3 separate regions of the Homo sapiens genome follow, and regions 1 and 2 are each linked to region 3. The links are chromatin loops, found by intact Hi-C in ENCODE. Cell type or tissue: heart right ventricle. All regions are shown on one strand.

Evidence for each region. A loop is a pair of places that touch in the nucleus more often than their neighbours do. Peaks named below come from ENCODE experiments on the same cell type or tissue, not always from the same donor. Only the 100,000 strongest peaks of a DNase experiment are listed, where the experiment ranks them.
Region 1: a loop joins it to region 3, with 2.1 times the contacts of the local background. A loop is called at or near these places in 7 of 110 quality-filtered maps.
Region 2: a loop joins it to region 3, with 2.1 times the contacts of the local background. A loop is called at or near these places in 3 of 110 quality-filtered maps.

Annotation. Positions count from the first base shown.
Region 1 is chr2:15,726,869-15,734,868 of GRCh38, forward strand. No RefSeq gene overlaps it. Among named protein-coding and RNA genes, the nearest start is that of LINC01804, 40 kb to the left of the region's middle. RefSeq lists a silencer at 5,419-5,478. In heart right ventricle, no CTCF peak of the experiment used is centred here; a DNase peak (open chromatin) is centred at 3,813; H3K27ac peaks cover 1,493 bases.
Region 2 is chr2:15,806,877-15,814,876 of GRCh38, forward strand. No RefSeq gene overlaps it. Among named protein-coding and RNA genes, the nearest start is that of MYCNUT, 110 kb to the right of the region's middle. RefSeq lists enhancers at 2,379-3,106, 3,835-4,562. In heart right ventricle, no CTCF peak of the experiment used is centred here; a DNase peak (open chromatin) is centred at 4,066.
Region 3 is chr2:15,910,878-15,918,877 of GRCh38, forward strand. No RefSeq gene overlaps it. Among named protein-coding and RNA genes, the nearest start is that of MYCNUT, 5.5 kb to the right of the region's middle. In heart right ventricle, no CTCF peak of the experiment used is centred here; DNase peaks (open chromatin) are centred at 1,454 and 3,884; H3K4me3 peaks cover 327 bases; H3K27ac peaks cover 978 bases.

The sequences.
Region 1 (8,000 bases), 180 kb before region 3:
CTTGGATCATTGCAACAGTACCATTTTTTTTTTCTCTGCAGTGGGCTATAAGTTTGCAAAGCCTTTTTAAACATTTTGTCTTATTGAATCATCTTATTATTCTCGGGCCACAGTGGACAGGTGCAATTTTCATGTTTCTCAAGATAGACAGCCTGAGGCCCCGGGTCTCACTGTCAGGTAGGTCAAAGCTTTGAGATTAAGTCCTGTAATGCCTTATTTCAGTGTCCCAGGTCCCCAGATATTTCCCTATTAAGTCACTCATGGGACACCTGTGTGTTGAGTGCCTGTTCTTAGTCAGGCACTGATCTCAGCATGGGACACCATGGAAGTGAACACTGACAAAAATCTGCTGTCACCGGGTGTGGTGGCTCATGCCTGTAATCCCAGCACTCTGGGAGGCCGAGGTGGGCGGATCATGAGGTCAGGAGATCGAGACCATCCTGGCCAACACAGTGAAACCCCGTCTCTACTAAAAATACAAAAATTAGCCGGCTGTGGTGGCACGTGCCTGTAATCCCAGCTACTTGGGAGGCTGAGGCAGGAGAATTGTTTGAACCTGGGAGTCGGAGGCTGCAGTGAGCCGAGATCACCACTGCACTCCAGCCTGGTGACAGAACGAGACTATGTCTCAAAAAAAAAAAAAATCTCTGCTGTCTTGGAGTTCACATTCAAGAGAAGAAAACCAACAATAAACACACAGATGGTATGTCACACAGGGAAAAGAAGGAGAGGGACAGTGACCCTCTCAGAGCCAGAGGGGGACTGTTGTCGCATAGAGTGTGATGTGGACAACCTCTCTACTAAGGTGACTTTTGAGTGGAAACCTTCAACCCTTGTGAGGGTAGAAGCCAGGTGGCTGCATGAAGGAAAAGCATCCCAGGTGCTGAAGGCCCTGGGAAGGGAACAAACAACACACAGGGAGGCCAGCGGGCTCACACTGAGAGTCTACACTTGAGACCTGTAAAGCAGGGCTCTCTTTTGGTTTCCCTGGGCCACGTTGGAAGAAGAATTGTCTTGGGCCACACATAAAATACACTAACACTAACGATAGCTGAGGAGCTAAAAAAATTGCAAAAAATCTCATAATGTTTTAAGAAAGTTTATGAATTTGTGTTGGGCTGCATTCAAAGCTGTCCTGGGCCGCTGGGCCTTGGGTTGGACAAACTTGTGCAAAAGAAAACAGGTGTATCTTTTATTACATATTCCAAACACCACAGATATTTTGAAAATATAAGTATGTCAACCATTGCTTTAAAACTGTGCCATCTATTGCTCTCTGGGAACTTCCCCTTCTTGAGACTCAGCTCTGGTCCATCATATTGGAGGATGCCGAATCCTGATAAAGGATTTCTGGGCAGCTCTGAACAGAGGACAAAAGAGATGGAGATGAGCCTCCTGTGGTTGGAGTCACTAACACAGTCACATGGTGTCATTGAATGCCTGCTGAAAACACTTGTCCGAGCAGCGCTCTGGAGCATAGACTGAGCCTTTGTGATGGTCATAGCTGGTGGCCTGTGCAGGAATGAGTTAGCGTCCCTCCAGGTGGGTGCGGAGGAGGAAATCCAGCCCCACCCTGGGAGACCTCCTGGGTTCATCCTGGTCTAGCATGAATGACTCTGTCTTGGATACACCAGGCTTCCTTCCCCTTTCTGCAGTAGAATTCATCGAATTCTGCCAGTGCATTAGAGATGTGGGCTTAAGAAAATCCAAATGACATCAATCAACTAGTGATGAACAAATATTTGCAGAGCCCTTCCTCAATGTCACACCCTCAGTTTGGAGCTATAGTTTAGAAGAATATGGGGATTAATGAAACCTGGCTGCTTCTGTTACATTCAAGAGGAGAAAACCAACAATAAACACACAGATGGTACGTCAGATGGGGAAAAGAAGGCAGGGGGAGAGGGGTAGGGAGGAAGACTCCCCACTCCTGGGGGATTCGCTGCGGAGACAAGATTTATGTTCAGGAAAAGTTAACATGCAGGAAAAGTAGTTACAATATAGCTCCTTAGTCTGAACCATGACTAGATAATCATATGGTGAGCCTTTAAATGTACCTGTGGGATACGGAAAGAAAGGACCTCCTTGTGTCCTAACCCATGGAGCAGGGGGGTGCAATAAAGTACTGTGGGTGACAGAGTTATTTGAAGGGGTGATGAACTTTGCGGGTGAGATGGCCTGAATTATCAAGTTCAATAGATAAGGAGGGTGAGGCCTAGAGGGGATGTTTCTCACCCAAGGTCACACCCAGAGCCAGTGTCCAAGTGGGACTAGGGCCCAGGTGGCGTCCTCGGGTTCTTCCAGGCCTGCCTCTTGCCTCCTAAACATTTTCATCTGTTTCTGGATATTGGTGGCTCCATGAACTTTGGGCGATCTCAGCGTTTGGTTTTCAGGTCTGTGACTGGAAGGCAGAAGGGATCTGCTGACTCCACCTGCAGATGGACTGAGTCCTTCTCGTGCCCATCACCTTACCGCTAAGGTGTAAAGGACTCAGGAAAGGGACACAGGAGCTGGGTCAGGGTAGCTGCAATCGATTGCTTGGACAAGAATGGACCAATGACACTCACAGCTGACATCATGGTGGTGACTTTTTATGAAAGTCAGGCCAGAGCAGACACAATGAAAGTTAAAGCATTGAGTGTGAAGTCTTGTCTTGGAGTCAAAAAAGCTGAACCAACTAGCTCAGATTGGCAGGGGGTGATGGGGATATATGGCAAGCACAAGGGTATGAGAGAAGGACCCTAGAAGGTTCTAACTAAAATTAACCTCAATTTTGTTTTATTTTTTTTAAGGAGAAATGTGGTTTCACTATGTTGGCCAGGCTGGTCTCAAACTCCTGACTCAGGTGATCCACCTGCCTCAGCCTCCCAAAATGCTGGGATTATAGGCGTGAGCCACCATGCCCAGCCAAATTAACCGAGATTTTATGGGCCAGCTGTGTATGGGGGCAGTCAGTTAGCTAATGTGACTTCAGGCTGGATTGCTAGAGATTCAGTGCCTAGAACAAGAAAGATGATGCTCTTATTCTATTTGTGCTGGTCTGCCCACTCCTGGAACATTGTTTTCAGTTGTTCAGAGGAAGAGTGGACAAATTAGCATATCACGAGAAGAAGGGGCCAAGGGGGGCAAAGAGACAACAAGTATTCCCTTTGAAAAACTTCGGAAGGAAGTGAGGGTCTCATCCTAGAGTGGAGGTGGGCATACCAGGAAGAGGAGATCTACTGTGAATATCCGTCAGGATGAGAGGTAACAGTTGTGTTTTGTACAGGCCAAGAGAAAGACAGCTTAGAGTTTGCCTCTCGTGGTAATGACCTTCATGTCTCTGGAAGCACTTGTATGAGGGCTTAATCATAAGAGATGCCAGAGAAGGGATCGCTTCACATAACGATAACAATAGTAATAGCTAACACTTGTTAGTTGTTACTATATGCTGTGTACACTTTACGCCAATTAACTCAATTTTCATAACGACCCTATTAGGTAAATACTATTATTATCCTCATTTGACAGAGGAACAGAGGGTTATTAACTTGCTCAGGGTCCCACAGGGCTTTGACACCAGGCAGTGTGGCTCCATAGGCTGAGCTCCTGTAGTGCATGAAGAGCATTTGTGCAAAAGACCTCTAAGATTTGTCCCATTCCTGAGACCCTGAGGTTTCAGGGAGTTCCCTGCTGGGACCATTCCCCAGTTATTTACTTCCTTGTAATAGGTCATGCTTAGCGTAAGGCCAAGGAGACAAGACACTGCTGACTCATTCTTTCCCAGCTGTGCAGGCTGGGCACAGAGCCAGGCTGCTTGTCCAGCCCTGGGGCAGATGCCGGCTGCTGCGGTTTGGCAGTGGGTCAGCAGCTGGGATGAAGCCACAGAGTCTGACCTGTGAGGAGGGTGGTGGGTCCACAGGAACCCAGGCTCTGCAGCCCTTCTGAGATGGGCGGATCTGGGCATAGGAAAGAAATGCAATCAGGAATGCAGCAAGGCAGAGTTGAAAAGTCCTGTGAAGACTGTGCTGAGCATCAGGGTCGGGTAAGCCTCCTCTGGGGGTTGCATAGGAGCTGCTCACAATCATCCCAGTATTATTCACATCATCTGTATTTAGTGGCACCTCCTTGGTGCCAAGGTGTGAGCCATGGCCCCGGGTAGCACAGCCTCCTGCTTCCCAGCTGCTGGAGGGATTGCCCTGATCCCATGCTTCTCCAAGGTGGTCTGGGGGAAGCAACCCAGCAGCAACTGTAGGAGCTGCCCAACTCTCCCACTGCCTCAAGGGCTGAAGGGATTAATTTCATGGCATACGTGTGTCCCCCTAGATAAGCTCTGCTGCAAAACACAAAAGTGGCCATGTTCTCTCCCAGCACTTGAGCTTGCCTTGAGACTGAAATCCAAGTGATGCCCCTCAGGCTATCACCTCTGGTGGATGCCCCTCCAGCCTGTCTTACCCATGTCCTTCTTGGGCCATCAGCCTTCTGTTACCTGCTGGGATTGTTCCCAGTCTGGGACACCATACCCCAGTTCCTCACCTGCCTGACTCCTGTGGGCCCTTGGAGTTAGCACAGGTTTCACCTCTTCCAAGAACCTTTCATCTTGTCAGAGCATTGGCCAGGCAGCCCCGGGATCCCTGGTTGACTCTTCTGGGTTCCCTGAGGACAGGGCTGTTCCTCATCTCTGGAGTGCCAGCCCCTGCAAAGCAGTTGGATAGAAACGCAATCGTTATTGGTGACAATTTCTCACAGTTCTACAGCTCCTTACGGTTTATAATGCATTTCACACTTATTCTTGCATTTGAGTTTTGCAGAATTTTATGTGTGTTCCTTTCTCTGTCGTCACTGAGTGCTCACTCTAGGCAGCCCTCTGCTAGGCGCAAGTGGCAGGATGGAGGAGCGTGCCAAGGACTAGGAGATTACATGGAGAAGCTAACATTAGCCTTAGTGCTTCTTTGCCATTTGGGGAAGCAGATTTTGGAAGCTGTCACTTCCAAGGTGGAGTTCTGGGAAGTGTTTGGGCTTCCCCTTAGCAGGTGCTCCCTAAATTCTAGGCACTCCCCTCCAGCACTAGAGCTTTGTATTCTGACCCCTGACCCTCACAGCCCTTTGCCTTTGATCAATGTATTTTCTCAGACTGGAACCTCCTTCCTCTGCTTTTCCCTGTTTATCAACCTAGTTTAGTTGCCCCTTGCTTCAGACAACCTTCCCTGTCTCTTTCCCTGCAGCCCCCGGAGTACTGTAAGGCCCTCCACCAACAGACACCTTTCACTTTATTGTCCTGAATCACAGGTTTAAGCTTAAGCTGGGTTCCCTCCATTAGATCTCTGGAGATCCAGAATTAGGGTCAGATTTATTTCTGTTTCCCTGCACAATATCTGTTACATAGCAGGTATTGTGTTGGAGAGGGAATGAATGGATGGATGAATGAATGAAGAAACTGAATTGAGTCCATCTCAGCTTCTCCAACAAGGACAGAAAAGAAACAGCTCAGGAGACGTAATCTTATAACATGGGGTTTCTCTGTAATTTGCATAAATAACCCACTCTACTAGGTTTCACGCCTCTTGGGAGACCTACCAGCTGCCTGCCTCTCACTTCCAGTTTCCAAAGAGGAAGGAAGGTTTCTACCAGCCCAGCTCAGCTGGTCCAGGGACTAAATTACCTTCCCATCACTGAGCCCCTTTCTCATTATGCCAGAGGAAGATCACTACTGCCTGTCCATTTGGGCGGCTTATCCACGTGGCCTGGTTCCAGGAGCCATCTGTGTGATGTCATTCCCAATACGATTTGAAACTTCCAGCATCTGCAGCCCCCACTGGTGTTGAATCATAGTGAGACTGGCATTATCATCACCTCCACTTTACAGATGGGAACTTATCATGGTGAGGGTTCTAGAGATGGGGTGGGGCCGGGCCCTGTGTCTCCAAACGAGCCCAGTGTATCTCTTGAGGCTGGCCTCTCCCTCTCCCTGGTACAAGCCAGGGCTTCAAAATCCAAAAGATCTTTCTTCATCTTTTCCAACCCACTATGACCCAAATATGCATCTTCCTTTAAGGAATGTCTTAGATTTAAAAAAATTAAAAACTCAAAAGCTTCTGAGGCATCTTACCTGAGCTTATCAACATCTTTCCCCCATTCCTTCTGATATAACTACTTGGGCTGACTTGAAGCCTCACTTAGGTGCAGCTGCAATGGTGTGAGGTTTTTGTTGTTGTTATTGTTTTTGAGATGGCGTCTGGCTCAGTCATCCAGGCTGGAGTGCGATCTTGGCTCACCGCAACCTCCGCCTCCTGGGTTCAAGCAATTCTCCTGCCTCAGCCTCCCGAGTAGCTGGGACTACAGGCATGTGCCACCACGCCCGGCTAATTTTTTTGTGTTTTTAGTAGAGATGGGGTTTCACCATATTAGCCAGGGTGGTCTCAAGCTCCTGACCTTGTGATCTGCCCGCCTTGGCCTCCCAAAATGCTGGGATTACAGGCATGAGCCACCGCGCCCGGCCGGTGTGCGGTTTTATTTGAATGGAGCTCCCGTTTGAAATAAAAGCTCTATGATCTAACCTCTCCTGGGCCTCCTGCCTTGCATCCCTAGGGGAAGTTTTGGGGCATAAAAGTCCAATTTCTTTTCGTATTGGACGCTTGGATGAGAGAAAGAGAAACGAAATCCTGGCACTGAAAAAAGCAGAGACAACCAAACCCAATTATTCCTACTAACTGGGAAGGAATTCCATTTGAGTTAGTGGTTCCCAAACTTGTCTGATGATAAAACTTGCTCGATTGGAACCTTTATGTCTGGACTCTGAAAAACCTACATTTTAAAAATTAGAGATTCCCTCCCCAAATTTTATCAACAGGGAAGACAGGGAGGAAAAAAGTTTGAGCTATAGACTTAATTCATAACACCTTCTTCTTAGACTTGAGAGATTCTTTAGGCATCTATCGTAATGATTTGATAAGACCGAAATGGAAGGAGTCCAGTTAAAGCAAGAAAAAACATCAAACATGCTGAAGATTCTCCACCCTTCATTTTAACATAATTTATTATTTTACAAACACTTTCATAGCACTTACTATGAGTCAGACTTCATGCTCTGCAAATATTTGCTTATTTAATCTTCAGAGAGGCTTGCAGAGGTCCGATGGGGTTAAGTCACTTGTCCAAGGTCACATAGTTATGAGTGGGGGAGCCGGGGCCCAGACTCAGGCCGTCTGGCACCAGATTGGTTGATATAAACCACGCAGCTATATGTGTTTTAAAAAACCTCTTTTCACTTGGCCACAGAACAAACCCTGTCTTCATAATCATTGTGAAGTAAATGATTGAAGAGCCTTGTCTGAGTGATTTCAAATATTTTGCTGGCGGGGTCCAAATTAGCGATCCTGTTATTGTACATGGAGCGTGGTCTGACTTTCTCTTTTGAGGGCAAAACATGCCTATTGTTATGGCAATCCCAAATGCTGCATAGAAGCTTTAAAGAACAGATTCTAATCCCTTTGTTTCTCACTCCAAATGTTGAAACAAACCTCAGAGCTCTGCTGATTCCTGACAGATTTGAGTCTCTCTGCGTTTCAAATATTTCAAACCAGCTTGGGAAGCAAACACATGATATTCTTCTTTCTCTTGCATGGTTTATTTTTAAAGCATGCATCTGGCTGCTTTTTCATTTCCCAGAAGGTGGAGGGAAATTACTCTACAGCAATGGCTGGGTGTTGGATCGCAGCTTCTCCCCACAAGCAGGAGGCGACAACTCCGTCCAGGTCCCAAGCATGACCTTAGCCTGTTTCCAGTCTGAGCCCTTGGTGAAGAAACCTCTGACCAGCAAGAAGCTGGGCTTCTTGCACATGGCTGGGAAAGAAGTTGCTGGTGGCTTTTACATGTTTATCATCCCTGAGGAGCAGTCTAGTTACTCTCTGATCATTCCCCATCAGCTCAGAGAGCCCCTTTCTGGCTCAGAAAGCTCATTGTCACAGTGCCACAAGCATTACTGAGCATTTGCCATGTGTCAGACCCTGGGCTAGACATGA
Region 2 (8,000 bases), 100 kb before region 3:
AACATGCCTCTGTTTCAGCGTTGTACATTTACTGTCAGGGAGCAGGGTACTCACAGCACACTGACTCCTCTAACAAACTACCCCTGGGTCTCAGGGGCTTCACTGATAAGATCTATTTCTTGCTTCTATCACAGTGCAGTGCAGCTTGGCAGAGAACCACACAGTTATTCAGAGACCCACGGTCCTTCTATTTAGAGTAGAGGCTCTCAGCCATGGCATGGTGACACTTGGGAACCAGGTAATTCTTTGTTGTGGGGGCTGTCCTGTGCTCTAGGTTGTCTAGAGCAGGGGTTCTCAACCCCCAGGCCGCAGGCTGGTACCGATTTGGGGCCTGTTAGGAACCAGGCCACACAGCAGCAGGTGAGTGGTGGGTGAGCATTACCGCCTGAGCTCTGCCTCCTCTCAGATCAGTGGCGGCATTAGATTCTCCTAGGACCGATAACCCTATTGTGAACTGTGCATGTGAGGGATGTAGACTGTGTGATAATTATGAGAATCTAATGAATGTCCGATGATCTGAGGTGGAACAGTTTCATCCAGAAACCATCCCCCTACCACCATCCCCACCCCCACCCACCCCTAGTCGGTGGAAAAATTGCCTTCCACAAAACTGGTCCCTGGTGCTGAAAAGGTTGGGACTGCTGATCTAGAGCATCCTGGCCTCTACACACTAGATGCCAGTAACACACACACCCCTTAGTTGTGACACCGAAAAACGTCTCCAGACATCGCCAACGTTCCCTGGGTGGCAAGATGGTCCCCAGTCGGAGGCCACTGGTCTAGAGGCTCTGCCCTCCTCTAGGGCCTTGGAGTGCTCCACGGGGTCCTCCACCTCCACCAGGCGAGGCAGGGGAGCTGAGGGAAGAGAAAGAGCATTGGGCCACACAGGAGGCTTCATGGGCCGGGGCTGCTGGTGACATACATCCTGTTTCCTCATGTTCTACGGGACAGGCTCAGTCCCATGACTATAGCTGGGAGAGAACTTACGTCCTGTAAGGGAGGCTGGGAAAGAGAGTGTAACCGTGTGCCTGGCAGGAGAGGGAAGTGGCTTAGGGAAGAATTTGCCAACCTCTCCCACGGGTAGAGTTCATGTATTTTCTTTTCATTTCTGAAGATAAGAGAATGCTACCCGCCCCCCCCCCATTTTTTTTTTCCGTGTCAGCTGTGAGGGCTCAGTCTGGCTCCCCAGTCCATAAACCCAACCTCACAGAAGGTCTTTGAGCTCACCTGGAAAACCATGGGAACACACTCCTCCCACACGTCACCGTCCTCTCCAGCCATGGTGAACAGTGCGAACCTAATGAGGCCTAGAAGCCTTTCCACTCCCTCCAGCCACGAGGCCGCCTTCCCATGGCAGGACTAGGGGTGGCTGTCGGACCAGACGTATCAGTCCTGCCCTTGGGAGAGTGTTTCCGACCGCAAGTATGAACCCTCCTCACTAACAGCTATGCTGAAGCACAGCGGGGAGCCAGTGCAGCACAAGCTCAGCACGACCGCGGTTGTAAGAACCCACGTGGAAGCCAAGAAGCCGCGATGGGATTCCAGCAGGGGGAGCGGCGCTGATGTGGTGGGCGAGCCTGGTGCGCTTGGGAAACATCGGGCAGGCGGTTTTCTAACTGAACAGAAAGGACCCTTAGAGAACTGTGGAATATCAGGCTGTAGAGGTAACCTGGGGATCGGAACGCCAGGATAACACAAATCCTTTATTTTGCATTTTCCAATGGCGAGCGAGTGCTTTGGCTTTCCGGATGGACTAAATTTACACTAGCCAAGAAGGATTTTTCTGGAAGCTTCTATAGGAAAATGGCCGTTTTGAGCTCCGACAGGAGTCCCTCTCTCCAACTGCGTGCAAACTCCTGGAACTCCTCCACCACAAATGTTTCATGTGGTGTAGCCGAGAATTAATTAGAAAAGAAAAAAAGAATCTCTCAAGTCAAAACACATATCTCACAACCTATTAGCATTAAGATTAGCATTAAAGAAAGTTGGAAACTATAACATTTTAAGCACAATTTATAAGTCTAATTTCCTGTGTGTCACTCTCAGATAATAAATGCTTTTCCTTCAAGTTGAAAAGTCTTGGTGGAAAGTAGGGGCTAGGAGGTCGGGGAAAAGAAAGAAAAAGTTAATTTAAGGCCTATTAGTTTATTTTTAGTCGCCCAAGATCTGAGGGTCTGAGAACATTTCCCTTTTCTGATAGAACACGCCTTCCTGTGTAGCAAGGAAGTCCCCTGACCTCGGGCCTCCTCTAAGGTGCTACTGATTTTTGACAGAATTCCTCAGGCAAGGGCTTTGAAAGAGGCTGAGCCAGGCCTGTGAGGGGAGGGTGATCTGGGGCCTGGAGGGACAAGGTTAATTGCTGGGAGCATTGAGAGTGGGGTTGCAAGGCAAGGGATACCGGCCGGGAGTCCTGCTTCCTGTATTGCTCTGGAATAAGTTCGCCCACCGCTTCCATAATAAGACATTCCTGCTAATTTGCCGGGAGCTGAAAGGGATTTCTGTTTTTAGCTTTGGGTCTGTGGCAACTGTTTTGTTTTAGATGAAAATTAAATGGGGAAGGGAGCTGGGGTTGGGTGGGGGATGGGAGGCGGAGCCGTAATTGAAGTGCATTACTGCTAATTACTTCGCCCTTTCTTTCAGTCATCATGTTGACAGAGAAATCTATTACCCAGCAGCTCCGTTTCCACAAATTGCCCTTCCCCGAGGACTTTGGGGAGGAGGCTAGATGGTGCTAGGGGAAATCGCTGCTTTGTTGGAGAAGTGGGCCTCCAGCCCTCCTCAGAACGCGGCTCCAGCTGTCTCCTAACCAGAGAGAGGGAAGCTAGTGGGTACCCCGCAGGAGGCGGTGGGAGTCACCTGGGAGTCCTGTCCCACCCAGGGTCCTCCCAGCGGCCTCCTCTTACAGATCACCTGGAATGCTGATGAGGTGGGTGGGGAGACAGCCTGGTCTCTGCCTCAAAACAAGAAAGAGAGTTGGAGGAAATGCTGCCTCAAGTAGCAGCCGTGTTGAAAGCTCTTGCGTATTTGGCCAATGAAATAAGGAGCGGGGCCCTGGGCCGTGCCTTCTGCCTCATTCTGCCTCTCCTGGGCCTTCCTCATCCCTCCGCCTCTCCTCTTCCTCCTCTCTGCGTGTGACATTCCCTCTCCTCTTCCCCGGTCTTCCTCTCTCCTTCACCTCCTGCCTCCTGCCCTCCTCTTTCCTCTTGCCCTCTTGCCCTCTTGCTCCTCGTGGCTCAGCCCCACCGAGGGCCAGTGTTGAGGAGTTTGGGACAGTCATATCAGTGCCTACTGGGTTCCCCATCTCCTCCCTCCCCATCTGTCTTTCCAAGTCATCTCTTAAGACAGAGCTCTAGCATGTGCTAGGGGGTTAGACACCTATGGGCCAGTGAGAAGACGGAAATGATCGGGAGAAGAGCTCGCAGAGCCTGCCTGGCTGCAGCCCCTCCCTTGGCCTCTTCTCTCAGCCTATGCTCCCTCAAAACACATGCGTGGGGCCTCGGTGGCGAGGACGCATCAGAGACAGAGCAAGACGCGAAGTCTGCCCCTAAGAGGCTCATCGTGGCAGGTGACGGGTTGGGGAGAATAAGATGCGTCTAGTTATACCTAGAGCCTAGGACTGAATATAACCAAGGCTAAGCTGCCTTGAGACCCGGTCTCTGCTCCACAAACACCAGTCCAGCATCCACAATAATTTACAAGCAATAGAATCTTGCCTTCCGTGTCTGAAGGGAGTCTGCATTCTTCATGCTTGGCAAAGCTTCTGGAAATCCCTTTTTAATAATATGATTCCAGTCTCTCCCCATCCCCTCACTCCCCCCAGTGACCAATTCTGCCTGTTCCAGTGTGAGCCCCACTCACCGCTTTGGCTTGTCCAGGGTCCCGTCACCCATTCTCTGCCTCCTCCCTCCACACAGGGCCCGGCAGAGGCGCCTCAGAAACTCAGGTCGGTCCTCAGCAGGGCATGTGGGAAGGGCCCGGTGTCGGGCATTGTTTCCCTGTCAGTCTATAGCTGCTGTGGGTCCAGCACCCCCACCACCCACCCCAGCTAGTCTTTGAGCCTGAGAGCACATTACAAGTTTCCAAGATAAGAATGTACTGGCCCCGAAGCTTGGCTGGGACTCTGCCCTTGATGGAGGGTGTGAGGGGGGAACAGAGAGCTCCCCGGGGCATGGGCCACTGTTCTCAAGGCCTTTGCCTTCAGTTCAGGGCCCTACATCTGGAACAGAGCAGGAGGCCAGGGAAAAAATGTCTGCAGAAGAGATCAAACCGTGAATTGTTTTCCAAAGAGCTGGAGAAGGCTTAGGGTATGAACACATCATCAGATTCTGCCAAATAATGGTGGAGGGTACCTGGGAAGACAGGAGGTTATTCAAGGTCTCAGGACACCTCCCACTAGGGTACTGGACAGGTCTGTGGCCTTCCCTTCTTTCCTCACTCCTTTCTCCCATATGCCCTCGGAGGAGGAGCCTGGTGGGGGGGAAGGGGAAGTTTCAATGCATTTTCCTGGGAAATGACTTCTCCGGAGTCACATTTCTTTTAGGTCTATATGGTAGAGTCATGGACTGTCCAGCCGCCCTTGACTTAGTTGGCTGAGATCCACCCAGGAAGCAGGTCCCTGATCTCAGGCGTGGATTCTCTGGAGGGGCTGGATGGGCTGCCTGTGCCTCCTGCAGGCCCTCCTCCGCTGGAAGGAGGCAGGCCAGGAGATGCCTCGCATTCCTGTGGGGCAGTGGGCTGGAGAGGTAGTTGTTTCTTTTTTTTTTTCTTAGAGGCACGGTCTTGCTGTTGTCCAGGCTGGAGTGCAGTGGCGCCATCATAGCTCACTGCAGCATCAACCTCCCGGGCTCAAGTGATCCTCCCTCCTCAGCCTCCTGAGTATCTGGGATTATAGTTGTAAGCCACCACACCCAGCCTAGAGAGGTTTTAAGGCTTCCAGCCTCCCTTGGGGCATGGAGGTCTCCCTCCATAGGCCTGGGATGGGTAGTTGTGGTTTGGGCTGAATGCTCTTGATGATTATCAAGCTACTCCTGGGGTATCCCTGCAGATGAACATGAGACTGAATTTCTGGAAGGAGGAGAAGCTGTGATGAATGCAGAGAGGGTGCACTCGGGATAGACAGATCACTTTGTCTCAAGTGCAAATTGTGATGAATTGGAGGCCACATGCACCGACAGTCACAGGTGGGAGGAAACAGAGAGGGCACCTGGTCCATCCCTCATAGGACTGATGGAAAATGTGGACCCAGAGAAGGAGAGATGTCTGTCCAGAGCCACACACCAGGAGCCCCACCTTCACCCCCCTTTCCTCCCCGCCCCACACTCACTGCGCTCTTGTAATGAGGTTAATTCCACTACGAAAATCTCACAGGATGGAAAATCCCCCAACTGTCCCTGCTTGGGCTTAGTTTTTAGAAATTCAAGGACGTGTACACATTTCAGTTCTTTTTTTTTTTTTTCAAACTGAATGTTTAAAATTCAGGCATCTTTTGTTCCACTCGATTCTGGAAGAATAATTCTAGGGACTTCAAGATCTCATTTAACAAGCGTTACAGCTTGATGAAATGCTGATTTTCATATTGTTCTCAAACTGCACAGTTGCAGAAGCCAATGCCAAATGCAAGCAGGATATTTTGAAGGAAAAAGCTTAAAATTGAAATCCACGTTGACAAATCCGAGATGAATGGCAGCGTGATGAGCACAGGGCTGCAGTTTCTCAGTCAGCCTGGAAAGGCAGTAGGGCGTGGCCAGAGACAACAGGCTGTGGACAAGGACCTGGCTCAGATTTAGGCTCTGCGACTGCTGGCTGAGCCACCACATGCAAATTTGTTTGTAAATGATAAGGGAATCTGGACTGGCAGGGAGGATTTGGCTAGTTTTTGTGGCCTTTGAGGTGCAAATGACAAGAAACTTGAGAAAAGCAAAGTCTCTCTTAGGGTTGAGATTTCTCTGCTGCCTACAGTTTAGCTGCAGTGTTGAAAGAATAGGGAGGTTGAAAGGCATCATGTTGGATGGAAAAGAGAATTGGAGTCTGCAGATGGGGATCCACTAACCAGCAGACTTCTCATGTGGACACTGAGCTGACAGATCAGAACTTACGTACTGCGTTGAGGACAACTCCAAGTGGCACTGAGAGTAGAGCCTGGCACTGAATAAATATGAATACATTTCAAATGAGGAATTAGCAATGGCCATGCTGGACACTGTTTTGAGAAGAATTGGTGGGTTCCTGGATCAGCAGGAACATTTGCATTGATTACCCAGCCATGGACTGGTTAGGGTGGAGCAAAGGCTTCATATATGCACCATAGTTACTGACCCTGGACTAAATGAGTTCTGAGCTCCTGTGGATGGCTGTTGGCATCAGGTTCTGTGTCCACACAATGTCAGAATCACTCCCTGGAGAAGGGTCAAGCTCTAACCATCTGGACAGCTGGATGCCGGGTGTGGGGCTGCTGTGTATGGCCATGCAAGCTGTGCCCTGCACAACTCCAGGTCTGCTCTTCACATGGTCTATTGGAAGCATGGCGCCCTGGAGCTGGGCAGCACAATGGCGCTGGCTGAGAGGTAGCAAACTGCAACTGAAAAAGCACTGTCCCAGAACCTAGGAGACCTGGTTCATAGTTTTCTGTCTGAATTTGTCGCCAATTCCCTTTGGGGCCACACTCAAGGCCTTCCCCATCTTTGTCTCCAGCATCCCCATCTACATTTGCAACCACTGGTTCCCAAGTGCTCCCCCGGGGCCCTGCAACCAGCATTCCAAGCACTTGGGTGTTTTGCAACTTCTGTTTGCTTTGCCATAGAGCCAGACCTCTAACCTGGGCAACTAGACTTGTTTCTTGGGCAACTGTAAAGCCAGGCCGACTCCTCAGACCATGAGGGGCAGTGGGGGTGGGGATGGGGGTGGGCTTTCGCCACAGCTCAGTGCTCTTGCCAGCTCCCAGGCTCTGGGGCTCCCAGGAGGACTCCCTTGCAGAGGCCAGGCCCTGCTCTGCAGAGCAGGTGAAGCACTCCTGTGGACATCACCTTTGGGTACCATGCAGGGCAAGACCCAGCCTTCCTCTCTTGTCTCAAGGAATGAGCCTCACCCCACCCTTTGCTCCTCATGCACCAGCTCTGCTGACCTCACAGCAGGTCTCCATACTGGCCCTGCGGTTTCCTCCCTCTGAGCCTTTGTACAAACCAGTCCTTCTGCCTGGAATGTCCTCCCACTTCCTCTAGTCTATCCTCAAAGTCCCATCTGAGTGGAGCCATCTCAGCGAACTCCCTCCCTTCCAGAGAGAAGCAGTCACCTCTCCTTTGTGTGGTGCCGCTTCTATTTCCAGGTTCTCCTACAGAGCACTTAATGCTCTGCTTTTCCAATGCCTGGGAGCTCTTCCTGGGAAGGGAAGGTATCTGCACAGAATAATAATAGGCCATTTCTGTAAGCACTGACCATGTGCTAAGCATTTCACATGTATAATTTCAAGAAGTGGGTATTGAACTTGACTCATTTCATAGAGGAGGAAACTGAGGCCAGAGATCACTCAGCAAGTGCATGGCAGCTCAGAGTTCAGCTCCCCATCTCCAGAACCTGGAGATCTGCCCGCTGCTTCTCCTGAAGTGAGCCATCTCCTCTGCAGCCGGCCTTTCATTCCCTGCCCCAGTCCTGGGTATAGTCGGACTGTCTTGGAGGAGCAGCTCTCTGAGCACCCCAGACAGAAAGCCTTGGCAGCTCAACATCAAACCGGGTGGGGGGGGGGGTGTGGATTCATCCTGTGCGGTGGCGTGGGGCAGACGTAAACATTGCTGAGTGAGACATGCAGTTTTCCAAGGGAACTGTTATCTGTGCAGGCCCGTTTGTGGGGCATTGAAATGAATTCCTTCCAGGAGGATTATCTTTCCTGCTTTATTATATTATATTTTATTTTTTTAGTGTGTTGCAAGTGTTAAAACTAGTTTTCAAGACCTGTTAATGAATCCAGAGTGATTATGTTGATATCCCCATCAATTATGCAGAAAATC
Region 3 (8,000 bases):
CATGTGAGGTTTGCTGTCTGTTAATTATACCTCAATAAGCTGTTAAAGATAAAAAGAGTAAAAAAAAGAGTAAAAAAATCCCTTACATGAGAATGCTTCTGGAGTTGTTGGAGAGGAGGCCTAGAGCCCAGCTGGGCATGAGAGAGCAGTCGCTCCAGTTTGGAGAAGGAGGATGGGGTGCTCCAGGGAGGACATTTCCAAGGAACAAATGGAAGACATAGCTGGCTTTTGTGTTTGAAGGCACACTCATTACAATACTGAGGAGGCTGGGTGGGGTGGCTCACCTGTAATCCCAGTACTTTGGGAGGCTGAGGCAGGCGGATCACTTGAGGTCAGGAATTCGAGACCAGCCTGGCCAACATGGTGAAACCCCATCTCTATTAAAAATGCAAAAATTAGCCGGGTGTGGTGCCACATGCCTGTAATCCCAGCTACTCAGGAGGCTGAGACAGGAGAATCGCTCAAACCTGGGAGGCAGAGGTTGCAGTGAGCCAAGATTGTGCCACTGTACTCCAGCCTGAATGAGTGAGACTCTGTCGCAAAATAAATAAATAAATAAATAAATAAATAAATAAATAAATAAAAATACTGAGGAAATACAGTTCTACTGAAGAGGTGGGGGGTGAATTAGAGATAGATACACAGAAAGCTTAGTAAACAACATGAGGCAATTATTAATTGCAAAGAAAGCAAAAAAAGTTCTATAAGACAAGAAATGTAATGGACAAAAAAATGGCTCTATTCCAAATATATTAATATAGTCATGAAAATGTGAGTAATGATGGTTTAGCCAAATTGATAGAATATATCTGGGAAGATGGAGTGGGAATTGGTGTAAGGCTGAGCTGTTAGGGCAAGAGGAAGACGTGTAAAATCTCACCCACCACACCTAGAAGTCAAAACGCAAAAACCTAAAAGTAGTAGATGAGGAAATGGTAATGTAAGCATAGTATTTAGACTGAGGGAGGTAAGTAGCAGAGACAGCTGAAGGGAATAATCACCATTGCCTCTAGGGAGTGGGAATCCGGAGGGAAGTCTGGGGCCTTAGATTGCTGGTTGTTGTCAAAAGCCAACACTCTCTGGTTTTTCAACTATTTGTAAATATCCCTTAGACATGATAAAACTAAATTTAAGAAACTGTATGGGAAAAGTCCTGGGAGAGCATGACTACAAATTAAAACAGTGATTTCAACTCTTTATTTTCCCCCGGTTTAATTTGTACTGGTCCTGGGTCTTTCCAAGACCATTTATTACTTTCATAAAGAATAAAATAAATGAGTGAATAAATGCAGGTGAACAAAACCCATCCCATTGCTAATTCTCAAGAAAGTGGAGGACAAGACTGAAAAGAAGATAGGAACCAAGATGGAAAATCCCAGAGACGGGAGCCGCTGGCCAGGTTCCTGGCACACAGCGTTGGAAGAAGCAGCCTTCCCCTGGGAAACCGCCAAGGAGTCATTCCAGGACAGCAGCTGGGCTTCCGGAGAACCGGTGCCCGCTGACTACTGTAAGGTTAGGCCCCTGCGGCCCCTCCTACACACACAATAACAATAATAAGTATAAACACACAAAACAGCGAAGCCTGGGGTAAGATTCCTGCTCTGACTCACAGGCTGCCTTTCATGCTTACGACATAATCTCTCAAAAACATCTCCTGTTTGGTAACTTCAGTTTTCTGAACATCTCCCCTTTAGATGAGAAGCAAGAGGTGAAAGAAGGGCAAAGTGAGTAAGAAGAAAGAAAGACTTGAGTGCTATTCTAAAGAGAACATTCTAGATGTGTCCAGGGGAAGAAGCAAAATATGGGCTCTCTGCCCAAATTCTCTCACTGAATTTCAAAAAGAATTTGTATCCCCTTTTGATCCCCATAGAAGGCATCAAAAGGTGAGAGAAGTCAAAGAATCTTTCCAGGTTCACCAAAGTCAGAATTATTATTATTATTATTTTGAGATGGAGCCTGGTCTGTCACCCAAGCTGGTGTACAGTGGCACAATCTCGGCTCACTGCAACCTCCACCTCCGGGGTTCAAACAATACTCCTGTTTCAGCCTCCTGAGTAGCTGGGATTACAGGTGTGTGCCACCATGACCCACCCAAAGTCAGAATTTGAACCCAGTACTCTCCCCTTTTTCCTTTCTTCTCTCCATCCTTCCTTTTCCTTCTTTAATTTTTATTTTTTTATTTATTTTGCCTTCAAAAATATTTATATAGCTCCCAAGCACAACACTAAACACTGGCCTGGGACTTCATGAAACTTACCTCCAGGGGGAGGGATGGAAAGTAAAATAAACAAATAAATGAGCAAATAGTTGCAAATGCTTGTCAGGGCTGTGAAGCAAATAAAACAGGGTCATGTGAAATACCGAAACTGAGCAGGCATGACATGGAATACTTCAGGATAAGTGGTCAAGGAATGTTCTCGAGGAAGCAGTATTTGAGCTGAACCCTGAGTGAAGAGCTGTGGAAAGACCAGAAACAGTGTTTCAGGTGCAGAGAATAGTAACTGCAAAGACTGAGGCGAAACTAAAAAAGTCATCGAAACCCACACTGAGCCCTGCTGGCGGGGAACTGATGACTCCTCGTTGGTACGGTCGTCTGCCCTGTCCAACGTGGGGTTCTTGAGAAGCTGATTCTGAAATTGAGATTAGGGTACAGGAAGATTCTTGTGGGGGTGCTCTTGTGAGGAGTGAAGGCAGCGAGGCTAGGCAGAGGGAGGGAGGCACTGAACTGTGCTGCAGTCTCACAGCACTGGCACAAGGACCCTGACCTTGGCATCACCGACTGCATAGGGTTGAGAATTTGACCATCTCTGGGGTGCCACAACTCTTATAAATTCAATCTCGGGTCTGATACTCAGCCTTTTCCGCCCTCCAGTTGTGAGAGATGATGGCCTCTTTATATGCTACCAACGAGGTCCTATGGCTGTCACACTTTACCTTCGTGATTAATCACTCTCAGCCTTCCACTGCCTTTCTCAAATGCATTGATGGTTCTCAGCAACAGCCATCTCACTCCATTGTTCGCCCCTCCTCACCAGCCTTTCAAACTCCTGAAGTCTTGCACCTCCTGTCCATTCCTTTCCATAGCTGTTCCACCCAAGTGTATCATGGAAGTTTTACCAATTGCAAAGCATGCCTGGGGGAATCAGTGCTCCACTGCCACAAGGGATGGGGTCCTCGTGGTCAACTGGCTGATGAGTGATCAAACTTCAAAATCCCATACACAGTCTGCTTCCTCAAACCCTTCCTGGCACCAACATCTCTGAGCCGGAGATGCACGTGCGGTAAGTTTATAGGGAACATCCTCTGAATTATTCCCTGCAGAGGAGTGAAGAAAGTAAACATATGCCAGGTGTGGTGGCTCATGCCTGTAATCCCACCACTTTGGGAGGCTGAGGCGAGTGGATCACTTAAGGTCAGGAGTTCGAGACCAGCCTGGCCAACATGGAGAAGCTCCATGTCTACTAAAAGTACAAAAACTAGCCAGGCATGGTGGCATGCACCTGTAATCCCAGCTACCTGGGAGGCTGAGGCAGGAGAATCGCTTGAACCCGGGAGGCGGAGTTCACAGTGAGCCGAGATGGCGCCACTGCACTCCAGCCTGGGCGACAGAGCGAGGCTCTGTCTCGAAAAAAAAAGAAAGAAAAAAGACAGAAAGTAAGTGTGGCCAGAAGTTCAATTCTGAAGCCCTCACAGCAACAGCCTCCGCCAGTCTCATAGGGCTGAGAGCTCTGGAGCTGGGGTGGCACTTTGTCCCAAACTGAAGCACTGAAGGGCTAGGCTTTTGTTCCCCCACATCAGTCAACTGTGAGACTGGGATACCTCACTGGAGGGGCCGCATGGCAGCTGCTTTCAGCTAAACATAGTGTGAAGGGAGGGAGCCAGCTGAACCTCCGCCAACCTTCTGCACTTCAGCAGGCAAAGCTGCAGTGGCTGGGGGAGTCCTGCCTTGGCTCTGCAGTGGGGCGTAAGGAGTGCACCGGGACAGCCACCACAGCCCCACTTCCATGCTTCTACCGCAAAGAGCAATTAGCTTCTTTTCTTGGGACACATATAGAATCAACATCTGGAGACCACGAGCCTGAGACCCATTTCAAGTAGCAAAAGAATTTGGACAGGATGCATTTAATCTTGAGTTAATGGTACAAAGCTCAGCCAAGATAAAATTCTCAGCCTCAACATATTTTATTTTGAAAAAATGTTATTGTCAGGTACAAGGGAAATTCCTCCTAACTTAGGGGGCTCTGCCAGATGACATAAGCACTGGAGGGACCATTCGTCTGGTGTGTTATCTTTTTCATCTAAGTAGGTCTTTCCTCCACCAACTCATCTCTCAAAAAGCTGGCCACAGTTCCTAAGTAATTCTATCCCCTGACAGCTGCAGGAAAGAAAATAGTTGTGACTTGAAAACACACATTTTTAGGCTGGGTGCAGTGGCTCACACCTATGATCCCGGTACTTTGGGAAGCTGAGGCAGACGGATCACCTGAGGTCAGGAGTTCGAGACCAGCCTGACCAACATGGAGAAACCACGTCTCTACTAAAAATACAAAATTAGCCAGGCGTGGTGGTGCATGCCTATAATCCCAGCTACTCGGGGAGCTGAGGTAGGAGAATCACTTGAACCCAGGAGGCAGAGGTTGCAGTAAGCCAAGATCGCGCCACTGCATTCCAGCGTGGGTGACAGAGTGAGACTCAGTCTCAAAAAAAAAAAAAAAAAGAAAAGAAAAGAAAAAAAGAAAGAAAACAGACATTTTTGGGGCCAGGCACAATGGCTTACGTCTGTAATCCCAACACTTTGGGAGGCTGAGGAAGGATCACTTGAGGTCAGGAGTTCAACACTAGCCTGGCCAACATCCCAAAACCGCAACTCTACTAAAAATACAAAAATTAGCCAGGCATGGTAACATGTGCCTGTAGGGCGGCAGAGGTTGCAGCAAGCTGAGATTGTGCCATGCACTCCAGCCTGGGCCACAGAGCAAGACCCTATCTCAAAAAAAAAAAAAAAAAGAAAAAGAAAAAGAAAGAAAAGAAAACAGACATTTTTGGATGTCATGTTTCCAAACACCAAATATGTTGGGTTTCCCCTTTCTTCTCCCATATCTTCCCTGCTCTGGGTGGAATTCAAATGGGGAATTAAAGCGAACACTTTGAGCCTAATTTCCAATCCTTACATTTTTATTGAGCACCTACTATGTGGCCAATGTGTTGGTAGTTATTAATAATAATAACAACCACCATTCACTGCCTGTTATGGGCCAAGTACTGTGCAGATATTACTTTGCATGCTTATAAGGATGATAAAGATTAGATGCATGTTAAAATTATTCCATTTGTCTCAGAGGGAAAATGGGGCTCTACTAGATTAACCAATCTGATCAAGTCAGTGAGGAACCCAACCCATGATAAAGGAGTTCAGTTTTAAAAAACTCAAGGGCTTCCCATCTATCATAGAGTCTAGTGAATAGAAAGAACTCAATAAATGCATTTGAAGCATTTTTAAGTATGATTGACCCATTTAGGCTGCAGGGTGGGCATGGAGGCAGTGGTGCTGCCTGCAGCCACAGGGTATGCCGTCTAAGTATGACACCGGACCTGCTTCTCAGAAAGGTCCAGCACTCTCAGTGAACTTGAGAGAGCCACTGTCAGTCCCAAGTTTGGAATTTCTACTAGCAGGACAGGCAGTTCATGCCCAGAAAAGGGGCTGCCTCTTAGTCTGGAGCTCTCAGTTCTCTGCCCCAAGGAAGCCATGGGTGGCCGGTGTGCTTCCCATTCGCACAGAAACAGGAGGACTTGGCAGTGCCTTCTATGGGAGCTTTCCTTCAGGGCTAGGATAGGCCAAGGAAAGGATGGGATTGGACAGAGAGAGCATTCTAGAGCTCACCTTTATCACAGAACCTCAAAGAACACAAAGTGCTGGAAATAAATACCAGGGCAGAGACTTCCAGGGTAAGGCCTTCTCTAAATCCACTGTTCTTCTTGTCCCCTACGTCCCACGGTGTCTACTTCAGAAATCTGGGAGGAGCATTGTACTCTAGTGGAGGGAAACCAGGCTTTGGAGTTAGAAGGGCTGGGTGTGAATCCTGGGTCTCTAGCTGGATGACCTTGGGTAAGTTACTTAGCTTGTCATAGCCTCAGCTTTCTCTTTTGTAAAATGGAGCTAGTAATCCGAACACCAGAGAGATTGTTCTGAGGAATAAAGGATATTGCAGCTGTAAAATGCTGGCCCTTACTATTTGAAAATAAATCTTACATCTGCTTTCCCCTTCTCAAAGATGTGTGATTATTCCTGCATAGACATGTGACTAGTCCTATACGTTTATTTTTACCTGTCCTTTTTCTAAAAATAATTTGAGGCAGCTGGTTTAATGACAAGACCAAAATAGAAGGCTCTCTCTCCCCTTTAATCCCTGCTCTCAAACACTTAGTGCAGGTGGCTATGTCACATCGAAGGAGTGGGAAGTAACAGAAGTGCGAGACATGCATTCAGCAGGTAGTATACCAGCCATGGGAGACTCAGAACGGACAAATGCCCGCCTTCACGGAACTCACTATCAAAGGTGGCATGCAGCCTGTGAGCCATTCCACACGGGCTTTCAATCCTTTGAGTTCTGATAATTCTACCTACTTCATATTTATTTTTCTTTTTTATTTTATTTTATTATTATTTTTTTGAGACGGAGTCTCACTCTGTTGCCCAGGCTATAGTGCAGTAGCATGATCTCAGCTCACTGCAACCTCCACCTCCCAGGTTCAAGTGAATCTCCTGCCTCAGCCTCCCGAGTAGCTGGGATTACATGTGCTCACCACCACGCCCAGCTAAATTTTTGTATTTTTAGTACAGATGGGTTTTCACCATGTTGTCCAGGCTGGTCTTGAACTCCTGAGCTCAGGCAATCTGCCTGCCTCAGCCTTTCAAAGTGTTAGGATTATAGGTGTGAGCCACCATGCTAGGCCCCTACTGAGTATTTCTAGGACCCATCTACTTCTCCTTAGACCCTCGGCCATGACTGTAGCTTGGGCCCTCTTTTTCTCTCATCCGGATGTCTGTGTCTTAATTGGTTGTCTGCACTCTTGTTGTCTTCCAACCTTTTCTCTATGCTGTAGGCAGTGTACATGGCTCAGTTTCTCTGCCTAAACATTCAGCGGCTTCCCAGGGACCTGGGAAAAAGCTTAGCATGGCTCAGAAGACCCTTGCTTCTCTCTCTTGGGTCCATTCACACTTTCCAGCTCCTCTTTCCTCCATATTGAACTTCTCTCCTGAGTGTGCCACTCTTTCCATTTTCAATGTGCTTCCCTTAGCCAGGAACCTTGTTCATCCAACTCAGCTTGGCGGTCACTTCATTCATTTCATTCACTCATTCATTCGCTCAGGATTGACTGAGTGCCCACTATATTCTGAAAGATGTGCTATATTCTAGTAGGGAGACAGCCAAGAAACAGTGCACATGTCAACAAATGACATATCTAATTTATGTTAATGGCAAGTGTTCTGAAGCACAGTGGGGCAGGGAAGGAACTAGAGAGCGGCAGGGTGCTGTTTTGGGTATGGTACGCAGGGAGCACGGAAGTAAGGGAGCTGGTCATACAAAGAAGAATGGGAGGGACACAGATGTTCAAGGTTGGGGGAAATACGTGCGAAACCTCTGTGGGAATAAAGCTGGAGTGCAGAGAAAAAAGCAAGACATTCAGAGTGGCTGGGGCAGAGAGAAAGGGGCCAGTGGTGAGAAGTGAGGTCTGGGAGGAGGCTTGTGGACTTTGCCTGACAGCTCCCCACCACTCTCTCCAGCTCTGACCTCAAGGGCAGCCTGTATTTTTCCAATTTTTCTGCTTGGGACTCTGTATTGTAAGTGAATGCTGAAGTATCCATGTTCCCAACAACACTATAGTCTTTTTATTCTTATTGACAATTTAACTTCTGCAATAAGGTAGGTTCTCAATATATATCTGTGGGTGATTGAATGACTACCAGGAACAAGAATAGAGGTGAAAGAAGATGTCAT